Linked DNA regions of Homo sapiens: all the other regions are linked to region 1. A link is a loop called in an ENCODE intact Hi-C map of the cell type or tissue named here. Cell type or tissue: CD4-positive, alpha-beta T cell. All regions are shown on one strand.

Region 1 (4,000 bases):
CTCTGTATTGCACACATGTCACTGGAATACTGTTCTTTAATCCTGGGAAGCAACTGCTTTAAAATGAGGGAACACACAGGTACAAAGCACAGGAACTTCCTGGGACGAATTGTTACAATTTCTTTAGCTCTTATGTGAGGCAATTGTTTAAAACCTGACACCTGCCCTGTGAAGTTGGAACTACTGTCCCCAGTTGATAAATAAGGGACATGAAGCTTGGCCACGTCCTGTGACTTGCTTGGGGTCACCAGGCTCAAGGGAGGGAGCTGGGCTTTGCAGCCACAGTGTGCTCTAAATGGGGCTGCTCACCAACCAGCGACCGGCCTTCTCTCCTGCTGCAGGCTTGGTCTCACTCTGGATGGCCTGCCCTGCCCAGCCCCATGCTGCCCATTAGGGGAATCCGTCAGAGGCTTGCCCTGCTTGGGCAGGAGGACTGTCCAGGTAGACTGGGATGCCCACAGAGAGCAGTGGACAGAGGCGAGAAGTGCCTGTCATTTCCAGATGCCACCCACTGAGCAGATGCAGAGGAAAGTCCTCAGAAGGCTGATTCCTCCAAAAAGCTTTGATCTGGGTTTCAGCCCCTGGCAAGCTTAGGGAACTTGAGGGACGTCCCTGGGAAAGGAAGACAAGGAGTGGCTTTATGTGCTTTCCTTCGTTCTGAAAGTAGCACCTGCTTGTGACAAATGCAGAATACAGAAATATAGGCAATAAAAAATAATAAAACAAAAACCTAGAAATACAGGCAGGGCATGGTGGCTCACACCTGTAATTCCAGCACTTTGGGAGGCTGAGGTGGGATGATTGTTTGAAGCCAGGAGTTTGATACCAGCCTGGGCAACATAGTGAGACCTGGTCTCTACAAAAAATAAAAATTAGCCAGGTGCGCTGATGCAGGCTTGTGGTCCCAGCTACTTGGGAGGCTGAAGTGGGAGGATCACCTGAGCCCAGGAGGTGGAGGTTACAGTGAGTCTTGGTGGTGCCACTGCACTCCAGCCTGGGCGGCAGAGTGAGACCCTGCCTCTCAAAAAACTACAATAAAAACAAACCAAAATTGGGTTTGATGGTCTCACTTCATCGTTAACATAAAGGAAAAACAGTAACACTTGTGTCAGAACTATACTCCTGCCAATGGCAACAACGCAGTTCCTGTTCCACTCGCTGAATGAGGTCACGGGTCGTTCACTCATTGTAGTCTTTGTGACGCTATTGTTGGTGATAGAATGATAAAGTTGATGGTCGATTTTGCAAGATACACCTGAGGTACAGGTGCATGGAGCTCCTGATAATGTGTACTGCGTTACATGATCTGTAAATCGTGGGCTACGCATCCTCTACACCCGACTGGAACACGCTTTGCACCTATGCGCACACGTGTTTCGCGGAGAGTGGTGCTCAGCGTTGTGCCAGGCGCTGAATCAGGCTCTGGGGTGCAGCAGTGACCTCGGTGGTCATGTCCCCGCGTCGCCCGGCCACCTCCGCAGAGCAAGCTGAGCAGGGGGCTGGCTGGAGGCCGACGGCGGAATCCCCTCAACGGAGCGCCGCCAGGGGGCGCGCGAGGCAGGGCGGAGCTGCGTACTTTGTCCGCCCGCGCGGCCCGTCGCTCGCGCCGCGGCGGGAAAATCCGACCTGGCCGCGCACCACCGCCCCTTCTCGGCCCTCCTGCGTTTGCCCAGGGTCGGCCCGCAGTGATGGAGGAGGAGGCGGAGACCGAGGAGCAGCAGCGATTCTCTTACCAACAGGTACAGGAAAACGGGGGTCGGGCTGGGCTGGGGCAGGACGGCGTCGAGTTTCTGGACAGAAAAGTACCCGGCAGCCCCCGGCGGCTTCTCATCGGCACCCCGCCCCCGGGCGCCCCCCGCGGCTGCGCATGCGTTGGCTTAACTGCCGCGGGTGGTGCTGGGAGGCGGTTTCCGCGGCAACGCGGCTGGACCCTGGCCTGCGCTGGCTGGGGAGGAAGCGGTTCTAGGGGAGCGTGCGGGCGCCGGGGTCCGGCGGCGAGAGGCCACCTTCTGGCCTTGCGATGAATCCTCGGTTTCCCCTTCTCAGATGGGGTTTTCGTGAGGGTACAACGTCGGCATTAGACATTCCAGGTGACGCCCGTACGCGGTGGGCGGTTCGGGCCGGAGCTCTGGAACGCTGGCCCTGGAGGCGTCGACCCCTCGTTACTGATGCAGGGACGCGGTGCGGACCAGTCAGGCCCAGAGCTCGTCCTTAGATGTGGGTTCGAATCTCTGCCCCGCCAACTTGTGATCGTATCGACTCGGCCCAGACGCAATTTTCTTCTCTGCAAAATCGTCATAAGAATAATCACTTGTCAGGGTAGCTGCGGGCATCCCATTCGTTCCTTTCATCAGCGCCGGGCATATGGGGCGTCAGAGGCTGAGAACGTTGCCGTGAAGAGGCTTAAAAGCAAGACCCGGAGTGGCGACCTTAAAGAGGACGGACTGAAGAAACGCGGGAATGAGCTCCAGACGCGGGAGTTTCCTCTCTACAAAGTTACACTGCAGCAGCTGTCTACCCTGCCCCTTGTCTTTTGAGAAGTTCAAACCTTCAGAAAAGTTGCAAGAACACGGTACAGAATGCCCAGATGCCCGTCACCTTGATTCACCACTAGTTAGCATTTTGCTCTGTTTGCTCCCATGCTTCCCTCCCAGCCCCGCGATTGGAGAATTAATTGCAGATATTTTGACACTTCGCCTTTACATTTTAATTCTTTAGTACACATCTCCCAAAAACAAGGCATTGGCTGGGCGCGGTGGCTCACGCCTGTAATTCCAGCACTTTGGGAGGCCGAGGTGGGCAGATCACTTGAGGTCAGGAGTTCGAGACCAGACTGGCCAACATGGAAACCCCCTCTCAACTAAAAGTACAAAAATTAGCCGAGTGTGGTGGCAGGTGCCTGTAATCCCAGCTACTCGGGACGTTGAGGCAGGGGAATCGCTTGAACCCGGGAGGCGGAGGTTGCAGTGAGCCGAGATCGCACCATTGCACTCCAGCCTGGGTGACAGAGCGAGACTCCATCTCAGAAAAAAAAAAAAAAAAGGCATTCTCCTACTACATCATTTCAATAAATTGTCCCACTCAGGAAGTGGGACAATTAATTTTGATAAAACTCTATTGAATGTGCATTGTCAAGTGCCCCCACTTGTCCTAAAGATGTTTCTTTTAACTGTCTTTTTTCCTTCATCCAGGATTCAGTTAAGGATGGTGCATTGCATTTAGTCATCTTTGGTCCTGCCTACCCTGTTTTTTTTTGGTTGGTTTTTGTTTTTTTTGAAACGTAGTTTCACTCTTGTTGTCCAGGCTGGAGTGCAGTGGCTCCATCTCGCCTCACTGCAACCTCCACCTCCCAGGTTCAGGAGATTCTCCTGCCTCAGCCTCCTGAGCAGCTGGGATTACAGGCCCCTGCCACCACGCCCAGCTAATTTTGTATGTTTAGTAGAGACAGTTTCACCATGTTGGCCAGGCTGGTTTTGAACTCCTGACCTCAAGTGATCTGCCCGCCTTGGCCTCCTAAAATGCTGAGATTACAGGTGTGAACCACTGTGCCCGGCCTGTTCTTAGTCCCTAGAACAGAGCCTGGCTCTCAATAGACCAACAAATGCTTACTGATGAAGCTGCAAAGATGGGCTGAGAAATTTGCCCCTCAGCTGTGATTAGCTTGTAGACGATTTCCCCCCATTCATGTAACCAACTGTTCTAGGCACTTGGTAGGCAGCAGTGAACAAAATTGACAGGGTCCTGCCCTTGAGGAGTTTAGTGATTTAGCCTCTAAGTGCAGTGATACCCCAGCCCAGCCAGGGGGAGGGGAGGAGGAGGAGGAGGAAGATCTGAGAAAAATTCCTGGAGCCAAGAGCATTCAGAAGAATTCATGTCCTGTACCCTGACCCCCACCCATACCTAAAAAAGATGACCTTGAGCCGGGCAGGGTGTTGTGGGCCTGTAGTCCCAGCTACTCAAGAGGCTGAGGCAGGAGGTTCACTTGAGCCCAGGAGTTCGA
Region 2 (4,000 bases), 650 kb before region 1:
ACATGGTAAAACCCCGCCTCTATTGAAAATACAAAAATTAGCCGGGCGTGGTGGCACACGCCTATAATCCCAGCTACCCAGGAGGCTGAGGTAGGAGAATAGCTGGAACCTGGGAGGCGGAGGCTGCAGTAAGCTGAGATCGCGCCATCGCACTCCAGCCTGGGTGACAGAGCGAGACTCCATCTCAAAAAGAAAAAGAGAGAGAGAGGCTGGACCCATGCCTAAGTCTCACAAGTAACGGGGATTTCAGCAGGTTGGTTGCAGAGCCCAGACGCCAACCACAGGTCCCAGGGTGGCCCTGATATCAGTCAACCCAGTACACGAACAGTTCCTTTCCGGTTTATTCACTCATATGGATGGTTCCCCACTTACAGTGGCTCAACTTAGGATTTTTAGACTTTACAAAGATGGGTTTATCAGAAGATAAACCTGATTGTAAGTAAAGAAGACTTTGTAACTAGAAATCCACGGTTTCCAGCCAGGCGCAGTGGCTCACACCCATAATCCCAACACTTTGGGAGGCCCAGGTAGGAGGATTGCTTGAGCCTAGAAGTTCGACACCAGCCTGGGTGACAAGGTGTGATCCCGTCTCTACAAAAAAATGTTTTAAAAAATTAGGCTGGACACAGTGGCTCACGCCTGTAATCCCAACACTTCGGGAGGCCAAGGCGGGTGGATCACCTGAGGTCAGGAGTTCGAGACCAGCTTGGCCAATGTGGTGAAACCCTGTTTCTACTAAAAACACAAAAATTAGGCCAGGCACAGTGTCTCGCGCCTGTAATTCCAGCACTTTGGGAGGCCGAGGCAGGTGGATCACCTGAGGTCAGGAGTTCGAGACCAGCCTGGCCAACATGGTGAAACCCCGTCTCCACTAAAAAAATACAAAAATTGGCCGGGCACAGTGGCTCACGCCTGTAATACCAGCACTTTGGGAGGCCAAGGTGAGCAGATGGCCTGAGGTCAGGAGTTCGAGACCAGCCTGGCAAACATGGTGAAACCCTGTCTCTACTAAAAATACAAAAATTAACCAGGCGTGGTGGCGGGTGCCTGTAATCCCAGCTACTTGGGAGGCTGAGACAGGAGAATTGCTTGAACCTGGGAGGCAGAGGTTGCAGGGAGCTGAGACCACACTATTGCACTCCAGCCTGGGCAACAAGAGTGAAACTCCATCTCAAAAAATAATAATAATAATAATACAAAAATTAGCTAGGCGTGGTGGCAGATGCCTGTAATCCCAGATACTTGGGAGGCTGGGGCAGGAGAATTGCCTGAACCAGGGTGACGGAGGTTGCAATGAGCCAAGATTGCGCCACTGCACTCCAGCCTGGGCGACAGGAGCGAAACTCTATCTCAAAAAAAAAAAAAAAAAAAAATTAACCAAGCGTGGTGGCATGCACCTGTAACCCCAGCTACTCGGAAGGTTGAGGCAGGGGAATCTCTTGAACCTGGGGGGCAGACGTTGCAGTGAGCAGAGATTGTGTCACTTGCACTCCGGCCTGGGTGACAAAGCGAGATTCCCTCTTGAATAAAAAAAAAAAGTTAGCTGGCATGGTGGCACATGCCTGTACTCCCAGCTACTCGGGAGGCTGAGACAGGAGGAATGTTTCAGCCCAAGAGTTACAGGCTGCCGTGAGCCAAGATCTCACCACTGCAGTCCAGCCTCAGGGAGAACAAGACTATCTCTAAAGAAAAAAGAAACCCACTGTTTCAAACAAGAGTGTGATGTGTGCCTCTTATCATGACACGTAGGTTGGTCATGTCTGCCCTTAAAAAACAACAGCTAAATATTGCAAGAGACTGTTGGCGTCTCACCTATAAATCCTAGATGATGTTACAGGTTTCATTTGCAGATTCAACTTTTAAACCTTGGTCTATCATAAGAACCTGCAATTAAGGAACACTGCCAGCAGGTGGTGACAGGTGCCCTTGCATGCTCCAAGTTCTCAGGCTTTGATTTTAAAATCCTGCTAGTTAATTTCCAAAGGCGAGCTAGTAGGCCCTTGTTAAAGATGACATGGGTAGAAAAGTATCTTAAACTCTAAGTTTAAAATCTCCAGCTGATTCTTTTTTTCCTCAAAAAAGCATTTGGAACAGGTAAAATATTCACAGTTTTAAAATCAAAATATAAAAAGGCATTATCTCTGGGTCTCTAAGTATTGTCCCTAGTCATAAATTCTTTTTTTTTTTTTTTTTGAGAGTCTTGCTCTGTCACCCAGGCTGAAGTGAAATAAAACTACAATGTGTGCCACCACTCCCAGCTAATTTTTGTTATTTTTAGAGGAGAGGGGTTTTCACCATGTTGGCCAGGGTGGTCTTGAACTCTTGACCTCAGGTGATCCACCGTGCCTGGCTAATTTTTGTATTTTTAGCGGAGACAGGGTTTCACCATGTTGGCCAGTCTGGTCTCAAACTCCTGGCCTCAAGTGATCCGCCTGCCTCAGTCTCCCAAAGTGCTGGGATTACAGGCGTGACCCACTGCACCCAGCTGTAAAACAGATTTTTTAATTACTCTTATTTTTTTTTTTCCAAAGACTGAACACTGCCAAAGAATCTCTGTATGCACAGGTTTAAGGATTTCTTCATCAGAATCCCAAACAAACTAAATTTTAAAGGGCTGATTGAAACACCAAATACATAGCTTAGACATTATTTAGATCAGGGTTTCTCAACAGCTGGACACTCTGGGCCAGACAATGTTTAGCTGTGGGGCTGTCCCGTGCATTGTGGGACGTTCAGCAGCATCCCGGCCTCAAAACCACTGGATGTCCGCGGCCTCCCCACCAAGATGTGCCAACCAGAAGTGTCTCCAGACATTCCCCAAGATCCCCTGGGGGCAATCCTCCTCCCTCCTCCCTTGAGAACCACTGACTGACATCCACCCCGTTAAGGAAAACCAATGATGTCTACATGAAAATCACTTGTACACTTTAAAAGAGCCACTTTAATAATTTGTGCATTACATTGATGTGAATTTCTTTTTTTTTTTTTTTCCGAGTCAGGGTCTCACTCTGTCTCAGAGGTGTGGGACACCCCACCCAGCTTGAAGTTAATTTTTAAAATAAAAACACATTAAGGCCGGGCACGGTAGGTCATGCCTGTAATCCCAGCAATTTGGGAGGTTGAGGTGGGTGGATCGCTTGAGTTCAGGAGTTCGACACCAGCCTGGGCAAAATGATAAAACCCTGTCTCTACAAAAAATAGGAAAAAATTAGCCAGGCATGGTGGTACACTTGGGAGCTACTTGGGACCTCCCAGCTACTCGGGAGGCTGAGGCATGAGAATCGCTTGAGCCTGGGAGGTGGAGGTTGCAGTGAGCTGAGATCACACCACTGCACTCCAGACTGGGTGACAGAGCGAGACCTGCCTCAAACAAACAAAAAACACACACATTAAGTGTCAAATAAATTCTTAAGCTAACAGAACAATTGAGTTTTTTAATAGTACAGTGAAACTTTCCCTGCATTTATTCACTTTTCCCAGGACAAGCATCATACCACCACATACTGTTACACACAATGCAGCTGTTCTACGAAAGGTGAGGCTGGGCGCGGTGGCTCATGCCTGTAATCCCAGCACTTTGGGAGGCCGAGGCAGGCTGATCACCTGAAGTCAGGAGTTCGAAACCAGCCTGGCCAACATGGCGAAACCCCGTCTCTACTAAAAACACTAAAAATTAGCCAGGTGTGGTGGTGGGCACCTGTAATCCCAGCTACTCAGGAGACTGAGGCAGGAGAATTGCTTGGACCCGGGAGGTGGAGGTTGCAGTGAGCTGAGATTGTGCTATTGCACTCCACTGCAGCCTGGCTGACAAGAGTGAGACTCCGTCTCAAAAAAAAAAAAAAAAAAAAAAAAACAAAGGTGAGAGCTGTTTGCAAGCTCTGCACATCTGGATCCACTCTCTTGCTCACAGGCTGGGACACCTGCCTGTCCGCCACCAGGCGGTCTATGGCTGGGCATGGGCTCACCACTACCCAGCTCACAGGGCCTGAGAGCTACATCG
Region 3 (4,000 bases), 940 kb before region 1:
GCCAACACAGCCCTTTGAAATTTAGACAAACATGGCTCAAATGCCCTGATTTCACAGCCTGTGCAGGTCCAGACTAAAATCACAAACATATTTGGGAAGCCGAGGCGGGTGGATCACTTTAGGTCTGGAGTTCAAGACCAGCCTGGCCAACATAGTGAAATCCCATCTCTACTAAAAATACAAAATTTAGCCAGGCGTAGTGGCACGCACCTGTAATCCCAGCAACTCAGGAGGCTGAGGCAGGAGAATCGCTTGAACCTAGAAGGCGGAAGTTGCAGTGAGCTGAGATCACACCACTGCATTCCAGCCTGAGCGACAGAGCAAAACTCCATGTCAAAAAAAAAAAAAAATCACAAACACAGACACACAATTTCTTCCAGTTCTCAGTTCACTCCCATCATGGTTCCCAGGCTGCTCTTCCTGCTGTGGCTGTGGCCACCGCCCAGCTGCGGGTCAGCTCACCTTCACCTGTTGGCCAGTTGCCTCCAGAATCCAGTCACACTCAGTATGTCCTGGGATTCATGCCTTACTAACAAGGAAGACCTGGGGAGAAAGGAGGACTTCAGGGCTCCCTCAAAGGAGGACACAGGGGTGGCTATTAGCTGGCCTACGGCCAGGGGCCCATTTACATGAAAGATGTCATCAGCCATTGGAGAATAATACCAGAAAATAATACAAAAATATGTTATTGGGCAGGTGCGGCGGCTCACGCCTGTAATCCTAGCAGTTTGGGAGGCCGAGGTGGGCAGATCACTTGAGGTCAGGAGTTCAAGACCAGCCTGACCAACATGGTGAAATCCTGTCTGTACTAAAAATACAAAAATTAGCTGGAAATCACTTGAACCCGGGAGGCAGAGGTTGCAGTGAGCCAAGATCATGCCACTGCACAGAGCAAGACTCCATCAAAAAAAAAAAAAAGAAGTTATTAATAAATATCCTCGACCAGGTGAAGTGGCTCATGCCTGTAATCCCAACACTTTGGGAGGCCAAAGCAGGCACATCATGAGGTCAGCAGTTTGAGACCAGCCTGACCAACATGGTGAAACTCCATCTTTACTAAAAATACAAAAATTAGCCAGGTGTGGTGGTGGACGCCTTTAATGCCAGCTACTCAGAAGGCTGAGGCAGGAGAACCACTTGAACCTGGGAGGCGGAGGTTGCAGTGAGCCAAGATCGCACCACTGCATTCCAGCCTGGGCAACAGAGTGAGACGCCATCTTAATAAATAAATAAATACTTTATCCTCACAAATGGGTTTTTAAAAGTGAAATTCTAGAATTTTTCCCTAATGGCTCATCCATTATTTCACCTGTAGATTATTGCTTTCTCCTAATTTCTTCCTTCCTGAATTAAACTATAACCATCAACTTGAGAACTTAAAACACATACTTTGCTAATTTTTTGAAATTATTATTTGATAGCCAGGCGCGGTAGCTCACGCCTGTAATCCCAGCACTTTGGGAGGCCGACGCAGGCACATTGCCTGAGCTCAGGAGTTTGAGACCAGCCTGGGCAACATGGCAAAACCCCGTCTCTACTAAAAATACAAAAATTAGCCGGGTGTGGTGGCTCATGCCTGTAATCTCAAGTACTGGGGAGGCTGAGGCACCAGAATCGCTTGAATCCGGGAGGCAGAGGTTGCAATGAGCTGAGATCACGCCACTGCACGCCAGCTTGGGCAACAAAGTACGACTTTTTCTAAATAAAAATAAAAATTCTTATTTGGAGTTGCTGGGAGAGAAGGAGGCGGCCGGTAAACCCTGGCACCCTCTCCTTTTAGCATCACCTCTGCGTGTCTTAACACTCAGCCTCCCTCAAAAACCAGGTGGCAGAGCCCTTCCCTGGTCTTCTCGCTCATAGAGGGAGGGTCCTGGGAGGGGGCCTCTCTGCATTCCCCACCCTGGCAGCTCTGGTTTAGTGAGTGGATGGGCTACCCTGGGCTGCTGTGGGCATTCCGGGGGGAGGAGGTTTGCCTCTCTCCGCCGCTTGGGGTGTGTCCTGGGAGAGCCGGAGGGGCAGAGCGGGGAGGGGAGGGGCTTGGTCTTCGTCCTGGGTAAGGTTGGTAGTGGCTGGGTAAAGGGCTTTAGGCTACCATCTTCCAGAGGGGCCACCAAGGGTCCCCCAATCTGGTCCTGGGGATGGTGGCTCAGGACCCTCGAGAAAGCAGGCGGGGAGAAAACTCAGCGTGGCTACCATTGGGGACCTTGATTAGTAGGTCATACCGCAGTGCCCACCGCAAGGGTGGCCACTGCGGACGCGAGGGCAGCCCCGCCTCAAGTAGCGCCCCAGAGCGGCCACTCCTCGTGCGGCCACCAGGGGGCGCAGCAGCGCCGGCAGGAAGCGCGGGAAAGCGGCCGCGATGGCCTCGGAAGAGGATGCGCCCCGCGCCGCCCGCCCTGCGCCATGCACTGTTACCCCTCGGTCCTCACCCGCACTGCGGGTGCGGGGTGGCAACTACCCCAGCTGGATAGTGAGGGTGCCGGGACGCAAGCCCGGGGCAGGCTCTCAACTGCCCCCGCCCTTGCTTCTCAGTCGCCCTGCACACAGCCTCCCCCGAAACCAAAATCCCCCAGGAGAGTGTGGTACCTCCATTACAGTCGACACGTCATTGTCACTAAAGTCAGAGCTGACACCGGAGCTCACTCCTGGTAGTGTTCATTCTACGGGCTTTGACAAATGTGAAATGCATTATGGCGTGCATCTACTATTGTAGCGGCATAAGAATAGTTAGACTGCCCGAAAAATCCCGTGTTCTTTGCCTGTTCACCCCTCCCTACCACCCCCAACCCCTGGCCACCACTGAACTATTTACTGTCTCCACAGTGTCGTCTTTTGCAGAATGTCACATAGCTGGAATCATGCAGCATGTAGGCTCTTCAGACTGGCCTCTTTCACTAGTGATACGCACTCAAGCTTCCTTCTGTCTTTTCTTGACTTGCTAGCTCATTTCTTTTCAGCACTAAGTAATATTCCACTGTCTGAAGTTCCACCGTTTTGGGGATCTTTGTGTTTTTTGTTTGTTTGTGAAACAGAGTCTCACTCCGTCACCCCGGCTGGAGTTCAGTGGCACAATCATGGCTTACTGCAACCTTGAACTCCTGGGCTGAAGCAATCCTCCTGCCTCAGCCACCCAAGTAGCTGGGACCACAGGCACACACCATCATGCCTGGCTAATTTAAAAAAAAAAAAATTTATAGAGATGATGTCGGCCCAGGCGCAGTGGCTCATGCCTGTAATCCCAGAACTTTGGGATGCCAAGGCGGGTGAATCACTTGATGTCAGGAGTTCAAGACCAGCCTGACCAACATAGTGAAACCCTGTCTCTACTAAATACAAAAAATTAGCTGGGTGTGGTGGCGCATGCCTGTAATCCCAGCTACTCAGGAGGCTGAAGCAGGAGAATTGCTTGAACCTGGGAGGCGGAGGTTGCAGTGAGCCGAGATTGCACCATTGCCCTCCAGCCTAGGCAACAAGAGCAAAAAATCCATCTCAAAAAAAGAGAGAGAGAGAGAGAGAGATGATGTCTCATTATGTTGCCCAGGCTGATCGCAAACTCCTGAGCTCAAGCGATCCTCCTGCCTCGGCCTCCTGAAGTGCTAGGATTATAGGAGTGAGCCACCGTGCCCAGCCCCAGCATGATATTTGTGGAAGGGAAAGGTGATCAAGATGACTGTGAACTAAACTGTGACATAGGGCTGGAGAGCTGATATACCCATCAGCCCAGACCGCCAAGGGGCATTGCCGGCCTTACCAGCTGGATGCAAACTGCTTCTGCTGGGCCTTATGGACAGGTATAAAGAGAAAGGCATTGGTCAGATCAACAGCTGCATGCAGTAGCAGGGACCAGAGATGTGTGAATTTTGGAGTCGCCACTTGGTTAAGTTTACAATAATCCACTATCAGTTTCCAAAGTCCATCTGTCTTCTGCACAGGCCAAATCGGAGAGTTGAATGGGGATGTGGTGGGGGTCACCACCCCCGCCTCCTCCAAGTCCTTGATG
Region 4 (4,000 bases), 800 kb before region 1:
TCTGTCGCCCAGGCTGGGGTGCAATGGCGCCATCTGGGCTCACTGCAAGCTCCGCCTCCCAGGTTCACGACATTCTCCTGCCTCAGCCTCCTGAGTAGGAGTAGGTGCCTGGGACTACAGGCACCCGCCACCATGCCCCGCTAATTTTTTTTTTTTTTTTTTTTTTTGTATTTTTAGTAGAGACGAGGTTTCACCTTGTTAGCCAGGATGGTCTCAATCTCCTGACCTCGTGATCCACCCGCCTCGGCCTCCCAAAGTGCTGGGATTACAGGCGTGAGCCACCGCGCCAGGCTGGAGATACCTTTCTTTAGGGTATATGTCTTCATTGTATTTTGTTTTTTTTGTTTGTTTGTTGGGTTTTGTTTTGTTTTTTTTTGAGAGTTTGAGATTTTTCTCTTTTTATTTATTTTAGAGACAGGGTCTTACTCTGTTGCCCAGGCTGAAGTGCAATGGCACAATCAGCTCACTGCCTCAAACTCCTGGGCTCAAGCAATCCTCCTGCCTCAGCCTCCTAAGTAGCTAGGACCACAGGTGTGCACCACCACACCCAGATAGTTTTTAAAATCTTTTGTAGAGACAGGGTCTTGCTATGTTGCCCAGACTGGTCTCAAACTCTTGGCCTCAAGCGATCCTCCCACCTAAGCCTTCCAAAGCGCAGGGATTACAGGCCTGAGCCAGTGTGCCAGGCCACAAACTTTTTTTTCTTTTTTTTTTTTTTTTTTTTTTTTGAGATGGAGTTTCGCTCTGTCACCCAGGCTGGAGTGTGGTGGTATGATCTTGGCTCACTGAAACCTCCGCCTTCTGGGTTCAAGCGATTCTCCTGCCTCAGCCTCCCAAGAAGCTGGGATTACAGGCATGCGCCCCCACACCCGGCTAATTTTTGCATTTTTAGTAGAGACAGGGTTTCACCATGTTGGCCAGGCTGGTCTCAAACTCCTGATCTCGGGCAGTCTGCCCACCTTTGCCTCCCAAAGTGCTGGGATGACAGGCATGAGCCACCACGCCCGGCAGATTTTTCAAGATATAATATCAAGTTGAGGGACAGCTCTCCCTCTTTGCCTTTCATTTCTTTCCTTCCCTTCCTTGGAAATTCAGTCCAAAAGGCACTGGGGGAGTTACAAGCCATGGAGCGGCCCCCCTGGGTGGCCAGGTGTGCCCATCAGACCTCCAGCCAGGTGAGGGTGGAAGTCACCCAGGAGGGCGACCTGCTGGGAGGTATCAGAGCCTGGCAGGGGTGGAGAGGAGGGAGTCCTCTCAGGGAGTCAGAGTGGAGTGAGAAAGGCAATTGGTGGGGTGTGGGAGCCCGAGTGGGGTGAGGCGGCACCTGGGACATGGCACTGGTGACCAAGGGCCCTACCCCACTTTACTCTTCTCCCTAGCACTTACCACTGTGCAAGATGTTAGGAATGTACTTGTTTGTTTCTGTATCATCAGCCGCGCCCACCCACCCACTAGAAGATCCTCCAGGGCAGGGACTTGGTCACTGCTGTATCCTCAGGGCATACTGGTGGCATTTGATAAAGTGCAGAATGAATGGGTGTAACTTGTAGCCCCTATCCCTTGACCATCTCAGACAGCAAGACTTGGCAACACCTGCATGAGGCTGCGGGCAAGAGAGAGAAGTGAACCCTGTTGGGGATTTCTGCTTTGACCACAGAGGAGAGAGGGGATAAGCTTTCGCTGAAGCAGAAAGGAAGAGTGAGCCAGGGGCAGATCCGGGTGGCCAGGGAGTCGGGTTGGGGCAGATTCCGTTTGCAGGGGCCTGCAAGTGCCTGGGTGGGGACGCCCCCAAGGCTGCTGGAGAGGGGGTCCGGGGCACAGGGTCGCAGAGCTGGGCAGGGAGGAAGGGAGGGTGAGCTCCAGGCTGAGCTGCCAGTACCAAGGCTGCGGCAAGCAGCTCTAGAACAATCTGCCACTTGCAATGCAGGAATTAAGAAAGGAGGCCAGGCGCGGTGGCTCACGCCTGTAATCTCAGCACTTTGGGAGGACGAGGCGTGGGCGGATCACCTGAGGTCAGGAGTTCAAGACCAGCCTGGCCAACATGGTGAAACCCCGTCTCTGCTAAAAATACAATTAGCTGGGTGTGGTGGCGCACGCCTGTAATCCCAGCTACTCAGGAGGCTGAGGCAGGAGGATCTCTTGAACCCAGGAGGTGGACGTTGCAGTGAGCCGAGATCGCAGCATTGCACTCCAGCCTGGGCGACGGAGAGAGACTCCGTCTCAAAAAAAAAAAAAAAAAGAAATGGGAGGTTTGGAGGGACACAAAACACAGTTTCAACAAAATGAGCTTTGCTGACTCAGTACCTGCCCCAGGACCCCAGCAGCGCCAGGGTTTACGCTCATTTCTCCATCCCTGGAGGAAGCGGGCAGGAGAGAAAGTGAATTCCGCTTTCCCAGTCCCGAGAGTGCGGCGGAAACCACGCGGCGCCGCCGGGCGGGCAGCAGGGGGAGCCGCTGAGCCAGGGGCTGAGGGTTGCAGGCGGCTGTGGCCTTGGCCAGGCATCACCACCAGGTGGCGCCGCGCGCTTCCCTGGCGCCCAACCCGGAGGCCGCGAGGTCGGGGAGCGGATGCCCGGGGGAGACGCCGGCTGGGCGACCTAAGGCTCCGGGCACCCGGGCTCCGTGGCGGCCTCTTTGCCTCCTGCAGGGGTGGCGGCAGCACAGAGGTGTGCACCTCCACAGCTGGCTTCACACCCGCGGAGATGGAAACCCGTGCACGAGGCTGAGAGCACGAGCATCCAACAGGCTGGGGTTTGAATCCCTGCGCAGCTGCCTGCACGAAGGCGTGGGCCTCGCCTCTCTCCACCTCAGACTTCGCGCCCGTCAGTGGGAGCATGACGCTGATCTCACAGGGCGGCTGTAAGGATTAAATTAGGTGACAGTGGTGATGATGATGATGATAACATGTGTACTGAGTTCTCATCCAGGTCTGGCATGGTTCTGGGCACTTTACAGATATTAACTTATGATTCTAGTTCCCTGTGATGTTGGGGTGGCTGAGGACCAGGGGCTGAGTCTCCTGCACAAAGGGAAGGGCGGCCAGGCCTCCCTTATCGCGGCCACCTTCCCTGCTGGCCCCGGGTGCTGTTGGTGCTGAGGGATGACTGCTGCCCAAAGGCAGTAGAGAGAGGAGGGGCCTTCGATGCTAAAGGCCAGGGGGCCTCTTGTTTCTAGTTCCGCAGCCCCGCAGCCCACGGCTACAGGGAACAGAGGCCGCGGGTGGCAGAGCCCCACTGTTGATCTGAGAACAATGGAGGAACCATGGAGGCAGATGGCACCTCCCGCAGGAGCCAGGGGGTTGAGGCTGCAGTGAGCTGAGATCGCGTCACTGCGATCCAGCCTGGGCGACAGAGCGAGACGCCTGTAGTCCCAGCACTTTGGGAGGCTGAGGCCAGTGGATCACCTGAGGTCACCAGTTTGAGACCAGCCTGGCCAACATGGTGAAACCCTGTCTCTACGAAAATACAAAAATTAGCTGGGCGTGGTGGCGCATTCCTGTAACCCCAGCTACTCGGGAGGTTGAGGCAGGAAAATCGCTTGAATCTGGGAGGCGGAGGTTGCAGTGAGCCAAGATTGTGCCACTGCGCTCCAGCCTGGGTGACAGAGTGAGACTCCATCTCAAAAAGAAAGAAAGAAAAATACTCTTAGCGCAGAAACATCCAGTCTCACAAAGCCCAAAGATGCCATTCTAGAATATACTAGAAGGATAGCTCAAACACTCACATTTTATGGGGGTTCACTCTGTGTCAGGCACGATTATAAGCATTTTTACATATATGAATTATTTATTTCCAACAGCAATTCTAAAAGTTGAGCACCGGCCTCCGCTGTGGTCTAAGCAACGCCAGAGCCTTCTGGGAAAGGCGCCCCTGCCGTGGAGGGAGGATGGGCCAGTGGTGGGTGAGTGGAGGCCACAGCTCAGCTCTGAGGTTTCAGCCTCAGTGACCGGGCAGACTGCCTTCTTTGCCTTCCTCACACGGAGGTGGCCCAGAGTTGGTGG
Region 5 (4,000 bases), 64 kb after region 1:
CGCTGAGGTTTTTCTGTCTTCTAAGAGCAAGGAGAAGCCCTTAAATTTGTTGTGTTTACTGGGGTGAGTGGGTGGACAAGGGATGGGACGAGCAGATTCTCCTTTGGAAATGATAGTCTGTTTGCATCCCAGAATATGAATTGGAAGAGCGCCAGCACTGATGAGAAAGCTGACGCAGTGGTCCAGGCAGGGGATTTTGGTAGCTTGGACTGAAGTGATGGCAGTAGAGATGGAGAAAAACGGATGGATTGTTTCCATGGACTTTTTAATTTTTTTTGAGACAGGGTCTGGCTCTGTCACCTGGGCTGGAGTGCAGTGGTGTGATCATGGTGTACTGCAGCCTTGAATTTACAGGCTCAAGGGATCCTTCTGCCCCAGCTTCCCAAATAGCTGGGAGTACAAGCGCACACCACCACACCTGGCCCATTTTTATATTTTTTGTAGAGACGAGGATTTGCCATGTTGCCCAGGCTGGTTTCAAACTCCTGGGCTCAAGCAATCCATCCTCCTGGGCCTCCCAAAGTGCTGGCATTTACACCACTCTTCCATGGATATTGAGGAAGGAGTATGGCAGACTTGATGTAATGAGTTAGCTCTGGGAGCGAGGGAGAAAGAGCTGTCTCAAGATGGCCTTTTGGATTCTAGTTTACATCATTTGGTGAAGTTTGTCCCATTCATGCCAAGAGGGAATGCTGGAAGAAGACATATGTGTCAGAGAGGACTGTGAGTCTGCTCCAGGGCAGCTTAACTCCAAGAAGAGGCAGGAAGGCAGTCGGATGTGTATCTCAGAGGGGTGTGGGCTGGAGCTCTAAAGGTTTGAAGTTACCAATGCCTGGAGCTTTGGGAGGACAGGAGGCAGGGAGGCAGGGGAAGCTTGCTCACATTCCCTGAGACGGACCCTCACTTTCTAGATCGTTTCCTGCTGGCTGACCTCTTGTCCTGGGGTGGTGAGGCTCTTGGGACAGGACTTCGGATGGAGGGATAGAGGCCTTCACCCAGCAGAGTGCTTGCCACTGTGCTGTGTGCCAGCTAATGTGGTAGTAGCTGGGCATGAGGAATTTTTGGGAACCCTCTGCAGACCGGGCCTCTGTCCTTTTCCAAGGCGGCCTGGCACTTCCATCTGATCTGTAATAGCCGGGAGAATGGAGGCTGCAGGCTGTCTCCTGGGACACACAGATTTTGCTGCACTTGTCTGGATATTAACTGTAGATAGATGGCAATTGGCCTGACCATCAGTCACAGTAAACTAATCATAGCTCACTTAGCAGCATACCTGCTTACTTTATTCTTTTGGAGATTTGTAAATTTCTTCAGAATCTGTCTCTACCTCTGCCTCTCCCTTTCTCTAAATTTTGGCCAGATCAGTCAAGGGTCGAAGGCGCCTGTGAGGGTGAGGTAGTGGCCCCAAGGAAGAGGAAACGGGCTAGAGCCAGGGCCTCGGCCACAGTGCTGCCTGCTCGCCTGGAGGTTGGTCTGCTTATATGCCAGCCTGTCACTAGCTTATTTCCAAGAAGGATTTAAGCCTGGGGCTTTCTTTACTATTGTGGGGTGGTGTCCTTAGTGGCAGGTGATGAATAGGAACCTGTGTAGTTTACTGGCTTCTGGGCTCCAGAAACTAGATGCCCAGAGAAAATCCTGAGCGTGGGCAGCTGGGGCCCCCTGGTGGTGGAATCTGGTTCTCCACTGCTGCGCGACTTTTCTTCCCAGTCCCCTGACGTTGGGGAGGTGGCAGAAAGAGGAGGTGTTGTGCTCTCTCTTCAGGCCTTTTCTCTGGACTCTACTCTTCCCGTGGATTTTGGGATGGTCCCCAGCCCTTGCTGCTCAGTAGGTGATCGTGGGCCTTCCTGAGCAGAACCAAGCCTTGTTCTTGGAGTGGTGTGACAAGTGAACCCAGAAACAGTCTTCATCTTCCCTGGTGAATTCAGACTCTTTGGGCTACTTTTTACAGGTAGTCCACTGCAAAATACTCTTGTGTCGTGAAAAACCAGTGAGAGATGTGAGAAAGAGGTGCCAGCGTGCATCGTTTGAGAACGGAACATCTTTGGTTTTTTGATGTCCATTGGGTGGCACTGTGATCTTATTTTTGTTTCCATTTTTCTCTGCAGCCAAGCTCTACTCCAGGAAGTGAAAATGTGCTGCCTCGAGAGCCGCTGGTAAGTACCCAAGATATGTGGTATCACTTTCTAGTAATTAAAATGCCACGCGAGTGAAAAGAAACCTTCTGTTCCTATGGTTCTGCGTCAGTAGTGTCCCTTTAAAAGTAGCTGTTACCTAGAGACTGCCTCTGTCAGTGACCTCTGACTTCTCTTCTCGCGTGTGGGGACGAGTGAGATCTCTCCTTAGTAAAGGCTGGTCCTTTCTAGGACTAAAAGCATCCACCCCAGATGGTCCTGCACCACTTTGTTTGTGGCTGATCAATAGTAATTAGTGAGATTCCTGCGCCCGTGGGAGGCTGAGGTGGAGTGAGGTGGCTGGGCTTCTAGATTGTTTGAAGTAGCCGCCCTCTGCTCTGCCCCTCAGGGTGCGAGCGCCTCAGTGGTCTTTAAAGAACAGGTAAGCGATGGAATTCTGGTTTTGCCTGGTCAGTAATTGTGTGATTGTCATTCCCAACGCTGTCTTCTTAGACTATGGATAGGGAAGAGGCCTATTAAGCACTGCAGGTAATTTTCTCTCCCAAGTGCTTTTCATTTGGTGGCCAGAGTCCCAGGCTGCCCACCCCATTTTCATTCTTTTTTGCTTTTCAGGGCCTGCTGTAAGTCCTCTTGGCTGGGTAGTAAGACTGGCTCTGTATAAACCAGATAAGTTTGATGGGAGAGCCAGCTCTAGGTTTAACTTTTCAGAGCTTTTTCTTCCTGCGTAGCGATAGCAGGCGTAGGGCTGTACTGCCAAGGCTTTGTTTCAGCAGGGCCTGTGGTTTCACCTGTTCTGCTTCACTCCCCTTCTGGCAGTCGCGGGAGGAGATGACGTGAGGGACTTAGCGGGTATGAACACGTCTGAATTCCAGTGTGTACGAAGGCTTTCCCAGGCTGAGGGCGAGTTGGATCCAGTTGAGCTGTCTGTAGAAAGGCCGAGGTGATACAAGCACTGCTGGGACTGTTTCAGGGGAGCAGTGTTGTCATTCATGTCACCTGCTGTTACGTCACCAGTTACGGGCTTATATCCCAGCACTCCCACGGTGGCCTCGTTTCACTCTTTTGGTATTGCCCAGTTCCTTCCTTGAGGTCATGGTGGTGGGAAAGCCCAGGAGGCCCCACCTTGCTAGTCTCTCCGGACGTCTGCCTGCTTCCCTGGGGCCTGCCTCAGTGCCCCTCAGGCCGAAGTTGTGGTTGTTTTAGACTGAAGTGCAGATTGAACACCATAGGCCGCTGCAGTCCTTTCCTTCCTCTCTCTTTTCAAATTTTGATGTACCCATTTAACTGGTCATCGGAGGAGTGGCCAGTCCATCTTTTGGGGCTTGATTCGACAAGCTCTTTGGGAGCCCTGAGCAGTTGGCCAGCTCACTGATTTCTGGTATTTGGAGCCCTGCAGACCCCTTGCTCTGCTAGTGTTTCTGTGCCCTGCTCTTCCTGCTGTACTGTGCATCTGCTTGTTGGTTGGTTGTATTTTTATTTCTTTCTTTTCTGGGAGGCCCTGAGCAGTCTTCAAACCCTAGTAGCCTGTGATCGTCCAGAGTTCAGACTCATTCTCTCCAGGCCAACTCCACAATTACCTTATATTTAATTAATATTTTTTCTCCTCTTTACGTACTTGCTGCATAATTGCTCAGAGGAAAGAAAACACATAGCGGCAATTTATATATATATATAAAATAATAATTAAAAAAACCCCCGAAATAAACTCCCATCTCATTTGGGCTGATCCTATGAGTTGGGTAATTAGGGCCCTATTAAAAGGTAGACCCTTTCTCCTTCCCCCACTTTTTTGTTTATTAAATTTTTTATATTAAACTCCCACAGTCTCTCAGTCATGCCCTTATTGCTTTTGGCCAAGCATTTGCAGC
Region 6 (4,000 bases), 400 kb before region 1:
ACCTGGGAGGTGGAGGTTGCAGTGAGCTGAGATCGCGCCACTGCACTCCAGCCTGGTGACAGAGCAAGACTCCATCTCAAAAAAAAAAAAAAAAAAAAAAAAGAACAGAGAATATGAATGAATAGGTATTTGTCCAAAGAAGATAAACCTAAGCAGATGTTCAACATCATTAGCTCCTAGGAAAATGAAAAACAAAACCACAAAGAGATACCATTTCACATCTACTGGTGTGGCTACAATAAAAAAGACAGACAAAAACCATTGTTGGTAGAGATGTAGAGAAGTTAGAACCCTCACACATTGCTGGTGGCAGTGCAGCTGCTTTGGAAAACAGTTTGACAGTTTCTCAAAAAGTCAAACATGTAATCCTGCAATTCCTCTCCTAGGTATATGCCTAAAAGGAATAAAAATAAAAACATATGTCCAAACAAACACTTGTACATGAATGTTTATAGCAGCATTACTCATAATTGTCAAAAGGTGGAAACAACCCAAATATCACTATGAATTGATAAACAAAATGCGCTACAGCAATACAGTGATACATTTGGCATTAAAGAAATGAAGTACAGATATATGCTACAATATGCGTGAACCTTGAAAACATATGCTAAGTGAAGGAAGCCAAACCCCAAAGGCCACACGGTGTATTGCTCCACTGATGTGAAATGTCCAGAATAGGCAAATTCACCAAGACAGAAGGTAGTTATCCTGCAGGAGTCTTTTTTTTTTGTGACGGAGTCTCGCTCTGTTGCCCAGGCTGGAGTGCAGTGGCACGATCTCGGCTCCTTGCAACTTCTGCCTCCCGGGTTCAAGCAATTCTTTGCCTCAGACTCCCAAGTAGCTGGGATTACAGGTGCCCGCCACCACGCCCTTCTAATTTTTGTATTTTGTATTTCACCATCTTGGCCAGGCTGGTCTTAAACTCCGGACCTCTTGATCCACCCGCCTTGGCCTCCCAAAGGGCTGGGATTACAGGCGTGAGCCACTGCGCCCAGCCCGGGAGTGACTGTTAATGGCTTTGAGGGTTTCTTTTTGGGATGATGAAAATGTTCTGAAATTGGACAGTGAGGATGACTGAACTGTGAACATAATAAAACCACTGTACACCTTAATTGGGTGAATTGTATGGTATGTAAATTAGATGGCAATAATGAGGTTAAAAAAAGTAAACTTTTAACATCAATGTCACCAGGGGTTCAAGTTCTGGCTTACACAGAATTCCTTTCCTGGAGAGCAGATAATATGCAAAGCCAGCAGTGATTTATTTTTACTCACAAATTCCTTACATATTTTTACTCACAAATTCCTTACATATCTAGTAGTCAGGTTCCTATTTTAAGCATGTAGCAAATACATTGTAACTCTTAATTCTGGAATGCAGTCTTTATGGCTTAGTGAGCCATCCAATCCACTTATAGTCTTCGTCAGCGGCAAAATCTGGAATTTCATGGTACTGTTACTTTGATCGCTCAACTTAGATTTATATTTTATAAATATATATATACATACATATATATATATTTTTTGAGATGGAGTCGCGCTCTGTCGCCCAGGCTGGAGTGCAGTGGCGCGATCTCGGCTCACTGCAAGCTCCGCCTCCCGGGTTCACGCCATTCTCCTGCCTCAGCCTCCCGAGTAGCCGGGACTACAGGCGCCCGCCGCCACATCTGGCTGATTTTTTGTATTTTTTAGTAGAGACGGGGTTTCACCGTGTTAGCCAGGATGGTCTCGATCTCCTGACCTCGTGATCCGCCCGCCTCGGCCTCCCAAAGTGCTGGGATTACAGGCGTGAGCCACCGCGCCCGGCCAAATATTTGTATTCTTGTGCACCGGAGGATGGTTTTCCCCCACTGACTCCAAACGTCTTCCTTGCATTTGCTGTGTACAATTCAGTGATTTGGGTCTCTCATCCATTTATACTTTCAAATTTTACCAATACTTTTTGAACACACTTAAAAAAAAAAAAACCCAGGAAGTATCTCTAAAAGGCCAAGGTAAAATAAAATGAATGGGAGTTCTTGTGTTCGAGTTTTCTTCCAACTGGGCTTTCCTGGAGGAGGTGGAAGAGTGTGTGGCAGATGTTTCAGAAAATGAGCGCTCAATACGGTAGATCACGCTCCCGGGGTCAAGGAGACGTTTTCCGTTTTCTTTTCCCTCGCTTAGGCGGCGGGCGCGCACAGTCCAGTGGGAGCGATGAGGTGTTTCTAGGCCCCCAAGTCACAGAAAAGCAGGCGATTGGGAACAACGGAGGCGCGGCGGGCCCCCGGGCCGCGGGCCAGCGCCACCTTCTGGTGGATCTTCCCCGACGCGAGTCTGGGAGTCGTCCCTCCCCTTGCCAGCCTACCTGGCTCAGGCCCGCCGCGCCCGCAGCCCCAGCGCGGTCGCCGTGGCAACGCCCCGCCCAGCCGCCAGCCTCCCTTTGCCCCTCCCCACGTCCGGCGCGGCTGCGCGGGACGGGGTGGGACGGAGGCGGGGAGAGGACGCAGGCGAGAGGAACTCGGCGGCGCGGCGCCCGCGGCCTATTGGCTGCCACGTCCCGGCGCCAGAAGCCCCGCCTCCCTGACGGGGGTCACGTGATCCCTTTCAAAGATGGCCGCCCTGTTGTTTTGATGAATAATACTTGGTGGGGCGAGGGGGAAAGAGTAGGGGTGGAGGGGTAGGAGGATTTACTCTTCCAGCGAGAGCTACGCGCATCCCATCCTCCCCCTCCCCCCTACCCGGGCTCCGGCGTGGAGGCGGGGCGTGGCCGGCCTGCTTTGGGAGGGGAGGGGCTTCCCTTACAGTGCTGGGCTCTGCCAGGACGGCTGTGGGGTCGCCTTACCTCGGGGTATCCACTCTGCAGTCGACCAGTTCCCGCCAGGAGCAAAGGGTAGGAAGGAGAGCAGGATCTGCTGTAGGAACGCAGCTACCGCGCCACTATCACGAAGAAACAGCAGGCTCGGGGCACGAGACGAACTGGAGACCGCGCTGCCTAGCTGGGTAACCTGGGAAGCAGAGGGTAATAAGTGGCGCCTTAAGACAACCCTGTAGCAGCAGCAGTGGCGGCCAAAGGAGGCTGCTCAGGGAACAAGCGGCTGTAGTAGTCTGTGGGGCGACTGGAGTGACCGAAGCCAAGGCAGTTTAGTGCCTCTCGTGTTCTTATTTTTTAACCTCTGACTATGCAATTCTGAAACCTCCCCCATTCGGGGGACCAGACAGCCTGATAGACACCTTCCACTCTCCTTCCTCCCGCCGTGGTCTCGAGAACAGAAGGATCTCTCCTTAACGCCTTTCACCATTAAGAGGAAAGCGATGGAGGAGCTGAGCGCTGATGAGGTGAGGAGGTTGGGGGACACCTTGAGGGATTAGTTGGCAACTCGTTAGCGCTTTGGACAGGGATGGTATTGCGCCAGTGCTGTCTGGCCTTTGGGCTTGGAGAAGGAACGGAGATGATATTTTCCAAGAATAACGTGACTCCCCGATAGGGTCTCTGGTTTTGTTCTCCTTTATTCTGTTGCCTTCTTTCTTCATTCTGAACTCCATTTGCTTCTTTCCGAGTGTTCTTTTAGGGTATGAACAAGAGGAGAGAGCATCTTGAGGTGTTTATTCTTTTCTTCAGGGTATGCGAACAAGAAGGGCGAGATTTACATGAAGTTAAAGTGTGTGTGTGTCTGTGTCTTCAGGAATTTAAAGAACAATTTTGGATGGAATGAGAATGTATGGTGGGTGAATATTTTTAAAGAAAGCATTTGAAATTCCAGATATGTGTGGTTATTGCACTGTATAAGCTTGATTAAACATATATTTTTGCTTGAGGGGTGGTTTACAGACAGATTCTTTGATATTTAACAAAATATGTATCTTCTCCACAGTTTAGAGAATTCCAGTTATATTCTGGTACTTAATAGACCACTAATGACTTCTGGCATTCTTCTGTTACATTCTATCTTTTCCTACTTCTTGAATCTTTCAAACTTGTGTTTTGCTGTAGCAGAGACTGAACGGGAAGCAAGTGGAA
Region 7 (4,000 bases), 440 kb after region 1:
TGGGAAAATGGACCATCGATTTTAGACTTGATCTGCATTTCGTATTTTAATAATGCTCTCTCTGTCTTTCCTTTTCTCTCTCTCCCTCTCTCCCTCTCTCTCTCTTTTGCAAAATATAAAAGCTGATCTGATAAATATTAATTTGAACCATCATAATGTATTTGAAAATTCCAGCTAAAATGTCACCACATGGAACATTAATGTAATATTTCAAGGCCCTGAGAGCAATACTCATATTGATTGCATTTATTTCACTCTAGGGAGGAGAGATAATTCTTCAATGTGGGACACATCTGGGAGCCAAGGAGGCAGAGGCTGAGGGGAGAAATGCGAAATTATATATGGTCATAAAAAATACAAAACAGAAAATCCTCCCCAAAACTCTCTCCTCACCCATGGTGCCCCGCACCCAAACTTGCCATTTTCATTTCCCAGAGTAGCCTGGGGCCCGCGGGAAAGGCAGAAGCCCAGGGCCCTCCGGGACCGCGGTTGCGGGATTGAGAGCGGAGCAGCCTCTCCCAGGGCCCCACTGTGTAAGCCTGCCTTGGCCAGGACAGACAGACAGACAGACAGACAGACAGACAGACAGACAGAGGGGCTGCCCACTGGAGCCTCCAGCTCGCTGGGTGAAAGTTTGTGAATGCCCAAGAGCTGTGAGGTCCTGGGAATGGGGAGAGAAGAAGGAAAGGAGGGGAGGGGAGAGAAGAGAGGAGAGGAGACAGCTGAGAGAAAAAGGAAAGAAAGAAAAGAAGAGGAAAGATACCAGGACCCAAGGGAGAGGAGGGGAGAGGAAAGGAGAGAGGCAAGCAGGAGTGAGGGAGAGAGAGGGGAGAGGAACGGAACAAGGAGAGAGAGAGTGAGAAGGAGAGAGGGGACATGAATCAGGAGAGAAGGAGGAAGGAAGAGTGAGCCGGGAGGGGAGAGGACAGGAGAGGCGGAGGCGGGGTGGGGGGCTCGGGCTGGGCCGTCTGGAGTCCCAGCTCCTCTCACTGTCATTAAGGATATTGATGTGCTCAGGCGTCAATGAGTCTTTGTACAAGTGAAAGGAAATCCGATGCTTGTGACCCTGAGCCCACGCCCTCCACCTGCCCCCCAACCTGCCCCCCCACCTGCCCCCCCACCAGCCCCGGCCCTGGAGCTGAGGGCTGGGAGGCCGAGGGACCAAGCCCCCCACCAGGGGCTGAGCTGCTCAGACTCCAGGATCCCAAGTTTCCCCAGCCCAGCGCCCCGTGCAGGAGTGGGGAGGGGGGGCACCTTGAACCTGACCCTTCTGATGTCCAGTGCCCAGGGCCCCAGAGCTTACTGGCTGCTGTAACCAGAAGAAGGCTGGGCAGGAACCCCATCTCAGGGCCTCAGCCCGCAGCAGGGTCTCCCCAAGACCCTCCTCCTTGCTTCTCAGGATGTGTGTAGGTTTTGGGGTGCTGACTTTTACAGCACCTTTAGAAGGCCAGGGGCCGGGCAGAGAGAAACTCCAGTGGCCCAGGGACTGGCCAAGGTCAGGCCCCTCTTTGCCAGTAGTGTCTCTGCACAAACGTCACCTCCCTGGCCATCCGAACAGCCCCAGCCGAGTTTTATTTTCTGCAGAGCGCTCGCCTGGAATTATCTTCCTTGTCTGTTTACATGCTTTGGATCGGCATCCCACCCCCGCAACCTTTGAATGTAAGTTTGAGAACGATGGGGCCGCGCCTACCTTGCTCCCCATCACATCCCCCGCCCCTCACGCTGAGCCAATGCTCCCTCTGCCCCAGCTGACTCGATGGAGGACGGACAGACGGACGCTGCAGCCTCCGCCCTCCGCTCGGCCAGCCCCCCGCCTGAGCCCGCTTCGAGGCCGGGTGACCCAGCCTCGCCCCCACCCCGGGACCCCTCCCAACCCCCGCCGCCCCCGCAGCCGCTCGAGGCTGCGCGCCCCCGCCTCCCCGGATCCGTCACTCGCGGAGCTGCCACAATATTGTGAAGGCTCCGCGCTCCCGCTCCGCGGCGCAGCCCGCAGCCCGCGCGGGGGCCGTGAGGGAGGCGCGGGCGGGCGGGCGCCGGCGATGAATAATGCATGACCAAGGCGCCCCCTACCGGCGGCCGCGGGCGGCGCGGGGACGGCCCCGCCGCGCCCGAACCCGGCCGGACCCAGGACCCGCACGTGTCCCTGCCCACCCGGGAGGGAGCTCCTGCCTCTATCCCCGCCTCAACCCCGACCCGGCCAGGCCCTCCTCCCCCACCCTCCACGTCAGGGGAGCAGCCTCCTACTCACGCCAAGACCGAGGAATGAGTTTGGGGAGGCGGGGGAGGCTGCACAGAGCCCAAGCCAGAGCCCCTTCTTGTGCTCCCGGGTTCGCGGTGCAGTGGGGACCAGGACCCCCCCATTCCGTCTCACCCTCACCCCAGGGCTTCTGGACCAGGACTTGCAGCCTCAGAGAAGGACAGGCTCGGAAGGACAGAGCAGAGAAGGAGATTTCATTCGTTTATAAAAATGAGTACAAACAATTTCATAAGAGTTTCCAAGTTTCTGCAGAATATTTACAACGTTGAGATATGAAGGCTTTTTTTTTTAAGTTCAAATGAAATACGGGAAAGCCCACTGTGTATAGATGGGTCTGTGTGGTTTTAGAATAAGGGTCCGGGAAGTGTCTTCCTGGGGTCTTCTTGGTGGGAGGATTGGATCTTCTTGGCTGCAGACGATCTGCTTGGGTGGTAGAGGACACGGTGGGGGGAGCGATGACCAAGAGCAGGCCCCCGCCGGGCTTGGAGTGTCCCCTAAGATGCCTGTGTTCTCTGGGGATCAGCCTGCACGCAGTCGCCTGTTCTTCAAGCCTGCCAGTCCTGCTAACAGGCAGGTAATGAGGAGAGCAGAGGCCTCTTTCAGGCAGCTGCTTTAGCTCCCAATCACGCAGGCCCCTGGGGAGCTGGGCCAGCCTCTCGGCCTCATGGCCTCTCCTCACTGAGAACAGATTCTAATGACACCCCCCTTCCATCCCCCGTGGTTCCTGCTGTGCCCTGACTCCCTGCCCAGCCTTAATAAGCCAGAAGGCAGAAACAACCATCACAGGGGCTGGGGACCCAGGGCCATTTGTTGAGCATCTGCTGAGATGCTGGCTCGTGTTGAGATCTCTCGTCCCAGCAACACTCCACACATTCAGATTGCAAGCCCCATATTACAGATGAGGAAAGCAAGGCCCAGAGAGGTGCGGCCATGGGCCAAAGATCACACAGCTGCTCAGAGATGAGCCAAGAGGCGTGGAGCTGGGCAGAGGAACTCCATCCCCCCACCCAGACGCTGCTTTGTGTCCCGGACCCCATGTCCAGGAGATCAGATTCAAACCTTGCGCTGGGCTACAAGCCCTCCCCATTGGAGCAGCAGTTGGTCTGCGTCACTAAAAATGAGTTGCAAACTCAATTGCCCTGGGCCTAGACTGGCAAGGCAAATGCATGAAGTGGGCCACACATGCAAACACGTGGTTCCCACAAGAGTTTCCCAAATCGTTTGGCTCTTAAGGAAACAACGGTTTAAGGTGATGATATCTGACAACCATTAGCAACCTTTGCCCTGGAATCTTGCTCCTTCAGGCGAGGCCTGGATTCCAGCCCCTATGTGCCTTTTGCTTGGCTCTGTTACCTTGACCAAGGAGTCTTACCTCTCTGTTCCTTCATCTGTAAACTGGAAATAAAAACTCTACCTGTGTCCCAGGGGGGTGCATGGGCCAGAAGAGAGGAGGGATGTGTAGAGTCCCGCAGGACGGCCCAAGATAATTCTGTCTGCTAAGATAATTCTTGTTAGTAAGTTGGGGGTCTCACCCCTCCTTTATTTGGGCGTGATCCCCAAAGAAAACGGTAAGAGAGAGGGGAGGCAAAATGCAGGAAGCCGTGTCACAGGCCAGTTCCTGTGTGGGTGGCCGGTCCTCAGCTCACCTGGGGACCCTGCAGAGCCTGCGGATCTCCGCTCCAGACTGTCCCAAGAGGTGTTGGGAGCGGGGAGGAGGTACTTATTTATCCACTAACTGTCATC

The links. Peaks named below come from ENCODE experiments on the same cell type or tissue, not always from the same donor. Only the 100,000 strongest peaks of a DNase experiment are listed, where the experiment ranks them.
Region 2: a loop joins it to region 1, with 12 times the contacts of the local background. A loop is called at or near these places in 5 of 110 quality-filtered maps.
Region 3: it touches region 1 in a loop (7-fold over the local background); 5 of 110 quality-filtered maps call a loop at or near these places.
Region 4: it touches region 1 in a loop (3-fold over the local background); 20 of 110 quality-filtered maps call a loop at or near these places.
Region 5: a loop joins it to region 1, with 12 times the contacts of the local background. A loop is called at or near these places in 79 of 110 quality-filtered maps.
Region 6: a loop joins it to region 1, with 16 times the contacts of the local background. A loop is called at or near these places in 10 of 110 quality-filtered maps.
Region 7: it touches region 1 in a loop (7-fold over the local background); 15 of 110 quality-filtered maps call a loop at or near these places.

The regions. Positions count from the first base shown.
Region 1 is chr1:10,428,830-10,432,829 of GRCh38, forward strand. It overlaps CENPS-CORT (CENPS-CORT readthrough), which reads left to right and starts at 1,604. Exons shown (of 4, transcript NM_199006.3): 1 at 1,604-1,739. The coding sequence starts at 1,689. It overlaps CENPS (centromere protein S), which reads left to right and starts at 1,604. Exons shown (of 5, transcript NM_199294.3): 1 at 1,604-1,739. The coding sequence starts at 1,689. RefSeq lists a silencer at 1,702-1,951 and an enhancer at 2,202-2,251. In CD4-positive, alpha-beta T cell, a CTCF peak has its summit at 1,551 (motif pointing right); DNase peaks (open chromatin) are centred at 1,182, 1,572, 1,862, 2,252 and 1 weaker place; H3K4me3 peaks cover 1,758 bases; H3K27ac peaks cover 896 bases.
Region 2 is chr1:9,782,821-9,786,820 of GRCh38, forward strand. The region is part of intron 1 of CLSTN1 (calsyntenin 1); the gene reads right to left. Among named protein-coding and RNA genes, the nearest start is that of CLSTN1, 39 kb to the right of the region's middle. RefSeq lists an enhancer at 3,504-4,000. In CD4-positive, alpha-beta T cell, a CTCF peak has its summit at 1,934 (motif pointing right); a DNase peak (open chromatin) is centred at 1,911; H3K27ac peaks cover 15 bases.
Region 3 is chr1:9,493,099-9,497,098 of GRCh38, forward strand. No RefSeq gene overlaps it. Among named protein-coding and RNA genes, the nearest start is that of SLC25A33, 44 kb to the right of the region's middle. In CD4-positive, alpha-beta T cell, CTCF peaks have their summits at 2,313 (motif pointing right) and 2,512; a DNase peak (open chromatin) is centred at 2,343; H3K4me3 peaks cover 397 bases.
Region 4 is chr1:9,624,682-9,628,681 of GRCh38, forward strand. LOC105376712 (a long non-coding RNA gene) reads right to left here. Exons shown (of 2, transcript XR_946951.2): 2 at 3,766-4,000. It also overlaps a transcript of PIK3CD not described here. Among named protein-coding and RNA genes, the nearest start is that of PIK3CD, 25 kb to the right of the region's middle. RefSeq lists enhancers at 1,490-1,629, 2,817-3,281 and a silencer at 2,370-2,709. In CD4-positive, alpha-beta T cell, CTCF peaks have their summits at 2,439 (motif pointing right) and 2,640; DNase peaks (open chromatin) are centred at 1,650, 2,510 and 3,290; H3K4me3 peaks cover 2,404 bases; H3K27ac peaks cover 1,098 bases.
Region 5 is chr1:10,493,169-10,497,168 of GRCh38, forward strand. PEX14 (peroxisomal biogenesis factor 14) reads left to right here. Exons shown (of 9, transcript NM_004565.3): 2 at 2,106-2,153. Among named protein-coding and RNA genes, the nearest start is that of PEX14, 20 kb to the left of the region's middle. RefSeq lists a silencer at 1,504-1,798 and an enhancer at 2,261-2,320. In CD4-positive, alpha-beta T cell, CTCF peaks have their summits at 1,759 and 1,961; DNase peaks (open chromatin) are centred at 1,663, 2,103 and 3,093; H3K4me3 peaks cover 1,681 bases; H3K27ac peaks cover 1,426 bases.
Region 6 is chr1:10,030,377-10,034,376 of GRCh38, forward strand. UBE4B (ubiquitination factor E4B) reads left to right here and starts at 2,582. Exons shown (of 28, transcript NM_001105562.3): 1 at 2,582-3,318. The coding sequence starts at 3,295. RefSeq lists silencers at 2,200-2,589, 2,620-2,839 and enhancers at 2,354-3,008, 3,400-3,449. In CD4-positive, alpha-beta T cell, a CTCF peak has its summit at 2,266 (motif pointing left); a DNase peak (open chromatin) is centred at 2,475; H3K4me3 peaks cover 1,208 bases; H3K27ac peaks cover 1,367 bases.
Region 7 is chr1:10,865,227-10,869,226 of GRCh38, forward strand. No RefSeq gene overlaps it. Among named protein-coding and RNA genes, the nearest start is that of CASZ1, 71 kb to the left of the region's middle. RefSeq lists a silencer at 1,919-2,148 and an enhancer at 2,638-3,509. In CD4-positive, alpha-beta T cell, CTCF peaks have their summits at 2,064 (motif pointing left) and 2,265; a DNase peak (open chromatin) is centred at 2,055; H3K4me3 peaks cover 761 bases; H3K27me3 peaks cover 2,903 bases.